2 separate regions of the Homo sapiens genome follow, and region 1 is linked to region 2. Evidence: chromatin loops called from intact Hi-C (ENCODE). Cell type or tissue: dorsolateral prefrontal cortex. All regions are shown on one strand.

Region 1 (2,500 bases), 240 kb after region 2:
TCAGCCTTTTGGCTAAGATCAAGTATAGAAACACACACACACACACACACACACACACACACACACACACACACACAGAGACACATGCACCCTGCAAGAAAGCAAGAGAGAGAAGAAAAGAGAAACCAAGAGGGTGAAAGGAATGGGAGGAGGGAGGAAGGAAGAAGAGGGAGGAAAAAGAAGGAGGGAGGAAAAGGAAGGAAGGAAGGAAGGAAGGAAGGAAGGAAGGAAAAGAGGAAGGCCAGGATGGAGAAAAAGAGGGAGAGAGGGTGGGAGAGAGAAAATCACTCAGAAACAAAAATGTGTCTGGTTATAAGAGAGCCGGCCTTCTGCAGAGACCACTGTACTATATGGACTAAGACTGATTTCTTTGGTTCATTATTCTCCTGGCTGGAGAGGAAGTGCCAGAATTATCTGCAGAAAGCATCTGGGGAAATAAGAAGTCTTCTGTAACCTGAGAAGAGAAAAGGCTTTGACATTCCTCAGGCTGGGGTGTGTCTTTCGCCTATGCTATGCTAATTAGCTTCATGATGGAGGTTTTCTATAGGCCTGGATGCTGGACTGGTGCTGGTTCACTTAGGACATCAGATAGAGGCTGCAGCATGCAGTGAGCCAGCTCCAGGGTGGACCCACTGGCTGGCATGAGATGGCAGGGAGAGGAGGCCCAGGTACTAGCCTAGATCAAAGCCAAACATCACAAAAGCTGAGCTAGTGGAACCATCTGTTGATGAATACTCCTCACCCTGGGCAAGTTTAAGAACAACTGGATGAAGGCCAGGAGAGGCACCGAGGCCTGTGTGCCCTTTAAGGTGAGCCTGCGCATCCTCTACAGCCTTGGCCGGGCCTTCATGATTTCAGGACACTAAATCTGTGCTCTCTAAGCCCCGCCATTTCATTACATTGTGGTTTCTGTTTCTCCTTGGTTTCCTAGTCACACTTATTTTGGAAAATGTTAACACTTTCTCAGTTGAATTAAGGTATAAAGGGTATGTCTACATCTTAGTTAGGAAAAATAAAAACACTCCCCCTGCACCCAATAAAAAACCCATGAATATCAATTCAATACTTGCACTCTGTGTCTAAGGTGTAGGGGTGAGGACCGAACATCTTTAGAGCCAGATAAACACACTTCAGTCCCAGCTCCTCCATTAACAGCTTGTGTGACCTTCGATAAGTTAACCTCTCTGAGACTCAATTTCCTTATCTATAAAGTGAGGATACTTGTATCCAACTCATAGGATTGTATGATAATAAAGATCAAATAAGTTAATAGATTTGTGGCAGGAACTGCTCCATGTCTACCTAAATATGTATTCTCTCTTTCTTTTCTAGTAATGGATTTTGACCTGGGCACATGGCAGCCTGAAATAAAGACTATATTTCTAAGTATTCTTGCAGCTAGTTGTTCTGTTTAACTACATTCTGGCCAGTGACTTATAAATGGAAATGCTGTGATCAGCTTCTAGGGAAGGCCCTTAAATTGAGAAAGCAATGGTGTTTGACCTGCTTCCTTTTCCTGCTGGTTGGAGAACAGAAGTGATAGCTGGAGCTCAAGCAGCCATCTTGGTCCAAGAGGCAGCAGAATAAAGATGGTAGAAGACTAAGAAGAAAGGAGGCAGGGCCTCTCTGAAGCTTCATGAAGCCATCATACAGCCCTTACACTGCTGACCTGTGGATTTCTTTTAAGAGAGGAATGAACTAACCTTTACAAAAATCCATTTTGAGAGAATTTCCTGTTATTTACTGTTGAACTTAAATCTCACTGGAGCCATATGACATGTAGAGTATATAGCACAGTGCAAGTCAAATTCCATTATTATTTTCCTGCTTTTTAGAAAATACATATCAAAGATATCAAAAATACAGACATAAAGCAGAAGGACCAAGAAGGCCAAAGAAGAGATATTGGCCACCCCTTCCTGGTTTCGGTACCACCCCCAGGGCCATGTGAGTGGGAGAAGAAATATGGTCCTTGCCAGGCAGTGGCTACAGGCAGCATGGGCAGGATGGGACACTTTGCCTCCTGGCCTCACTTTATTCCCTCTGCTAAGCCTCTGCTGCAAGGAGGAGTACGATCTGGAGAAGTGAAAAAAAGGACAAAAAGAGCTCCCAAGAAACACATAAACTTGGACACAGGTAGAACTGGGTTTGCCTTTTGGCTTTTCCACCTACTTGCTGTGTGACTTTGGGCTACTTACCAAACCTCTCTGAGCCGCAACCTCCTCATGTTACAATGAAACACGAGATAATACTGATCCCTTAATGTTGTTGCTATACTTAAACAAGAAAATGTCAGTCAAGGGCTGAACAGAGTGCCTGACACCTTATAAGTACTTAAGAAATGAAACCTGAACTTCATCTTTTACTATTTCCAACCCTCACCCAGGCTTGACTCTGATCCCTGTGCTAATTACCGCCAGCATGGATGGTTTTCTTTCCCAGAGCTGTGCCTTTTGCTCAGTAGGTTTCTATCTAAAGAGCTCCATCAATCCTTTCGGTC
Region 2 (2,500 bases):
CTGTTCTACTTAGTCCACGAGGAAGACTGAACAAAACACTAATACAGGTACCCTAGAATCAAAATCTACATGGAAAGTATTTATTTTATTTTGTGGAGCTTCCTAGATAAAGATATGATTGCTGAACTTTAGAAGTAGATAAATTCCTTGGCAGTGCTATGATTTTTTTTTCTTTTTGCTGTGGTGGCTTAGAAAGAAAAAGGAAAATAAAATGTTTTAGTATGGATATGGCTGGAAAAAGGAGAATAAATTACCTGACTACTGAATTTAGAGAAATTTAAATGCAAAAGGAAGTCGTTTTCCAACACCCCTCCCCTCTGGTAAAAAAGCAAACAAAACAAAACAAAACCAAACAACCTTGGTTTACTCAGACTTACCCTTCGAGACTTGGTGCAGGCATCAAAACCTTCTATGGCTACCAATATCCTCAATAGGCTGTTTGTTCTTTCTGCACCTCTCTCTCTTCCCTTTTCCCTTTTCATCCTACACGTCTCTACTCTCAAATCTCCTTTCCCACTCCTGTTTATATTGGAGTCTCACAGCGGACACAGACCATGGTCTCATGGAGGCCTTTGTAAGAAGTTACTAAAGTTACTAAAACTAATGTGTTCCTACAGACATTATGAAGGAGGACTTCGGACAGAGACAGCAAGTTGATTTCCTGGAGCAATACCTAGGGAATTATTCTTTTGGCTCTGAGAGGATGATATTTTAAGTTGTTACATATTTGCTGATCTTCAGGAGATTGCTGGAACCATCCTGCATGTACAGGAAGCTTGGGCTCTTGGCCCAAATTGGCTCAGGGTCTAAATATTTGGAAGATGAATACTTGGAAATGCATTTAAACATTTAAAGCATTTTATTTATTTTTCCAGTGAGTCTCATTGTTAGTGCAGTACAACTTTGCAGCAAGACTGTATCTGCTGAAGACATGAACCTTGTGGACAAGCCCAGGCCTGGGCTCCACCTCAGGTCTTGGCGGGAAGCCAGAGGTGCATGTCTATTGGCTAATGTCCACACTCCTGAAGTGGGTTATTATTACAATCCCTCACCTTAAACGCCTGCATTCTAAAGTCATGCTAAGGGTCTGACCCAAATGGAACACTGGAACACACACAGACACACGCACGCGCGCGCACACACACACACACTTTTCAAACCAAATGTTGCACTATTTCCTTTCTTTTGTCAGTGCTGAATCTATATTATTATTGTCAGCTGTTAACTCTACACTGATGATGCACTGTGGTCAGTTTCCCTCTCTAGCCTTCCAGCCAAGGTATCTTTTGGCTGCTATATGCTTAGAGGAGGCAAACTAATATGAATGTATTAGATTATGTAAAACATAATTAGGGAGGGAAATTTGCTGTAAAAGCATCCTATGTATTTATAGAACTCAGAGGAAATTATAAGCAATGTGGGGGGAGATTTCATGTTCTTTAGACTCACAGATAAACTCTAGGACCTAAGTGATTGGAACTATTTCCCTATCGCAATCAAATTATCCAGATAATTACCAAATATCTACTTTGCTATGCTACAGAGTCACAAACGCACATTGTCTCAATGGCACGGGAGTAAGCATCAGCTTCATTTCTAATAGGTGAAGTAGAAAAGGGGGCCGGGCGGAGGGGCTCATGTCTGTAATCCCAGCACTTTGGGAGGCCAAGGCGGGAGGATCACGAAGTCAGGAGATCGAGACCATCCTGGCTAACATGGTGAAACCCCGTCTCTACTAAAAATACAAAAAATGAGCCGGGCGTGGTGGCGGATTCCTGTAGTCCCAGCTACTCGGGAGGCTGAGGCAGGAGAATGGCGTGAACCCGGGAGGCGGAGCTTGCAGTGAGCTGAGATCGCGCCACTGCACTCCAGCCTGGGCAACAGAGCGAGACTCCGTCTCAAAAAAAAAAAAAGAAAAGAAAAGGGGTGCGCTGGGGTGGGGGGAGTATGGGAGTACACCTGGCCTTGGTAATTGACACTGTAAGGTGTCTTAACAACAATGATAACAACCATCTCAATAGAATTTGGGATGTGGTAGCAACAGTAAAAATTATATTAAACTGGGCCCCATGCCCAGACTATCAGCCTCAAATAAACAAAGTACAAGAAAAACACTTCAAGAGGGACTAACTTGTGAATCAAGGAAGCTAAATAAGCCAGAGACGTGCTCGCCGGAGGAGACAATGCTTTCACCTCCTTGAAAAAGCTTTTGCCCAACCTAATTAAAATGCCCCATCTAATTAAAAATCTAACCATAATCCCACTGACAGCCCCTAGCTCCACCCCTTACCATTGTCACGATGCTCAGTTGAGCCCCCTTAGCTGAAAAATTATTGAAATAGAGTGGATTTGAGTGCGCAGGCATAATTCCCAGCCTACCACAGAGTTGGAGGCAAAGACGCTTAGTGATTTGCACAGTGGTTGGTGGTGTCTCACTCAGCAATGATGTATGACACGGATGAGTGCAGAGCGGCCATCTGCTGTTGAGGAGGGTGACAGA

The links. Peaks named below come from ENCODE experiments on the same cell type or tissue, not always from the same donor. Only the 100,000 strongest peaks of a DNase experiment are listed, where the experiment ranks them.
Region 1: it touches region 2 in a loop (4-fold over the local background); 11 of 110 quality-filtered maps call a loop at or near these places.

The regions. Positions count from the first base shown.
Region 1 is chr4:38,326,398-38,328,897 of GRCh38, reverse strand. No RefSeq gene overlaps it. Among named protein-coding and RNA genes, the nearest start is that of LINC02513, 39 kb to the left of the region's middle. In dorsolateral prefrontal cortex, no CTCF peak of the experiment used is centred here; no DNase peak of the experiment used is centred here.
Region 2 is chr4:38,563,907-38,566,406 of GRCh38, reverse strand. It overlaps LINC02278 (long intergenic non-protein coding RNA 2278), which reads right to left and starts at 2,404. Exons shown (of 3, transcript NR_146991.1): 1 at 2,291-2,404. In dorsolateral prefrontal cortex, no CTCF peak of the experiment used is centred here; DNase peaks (open chromatin) are centred at 981 and 2,466; H3K4me3 peaks cover 592 bases; H3K27ac peaks cover 2,320 bases.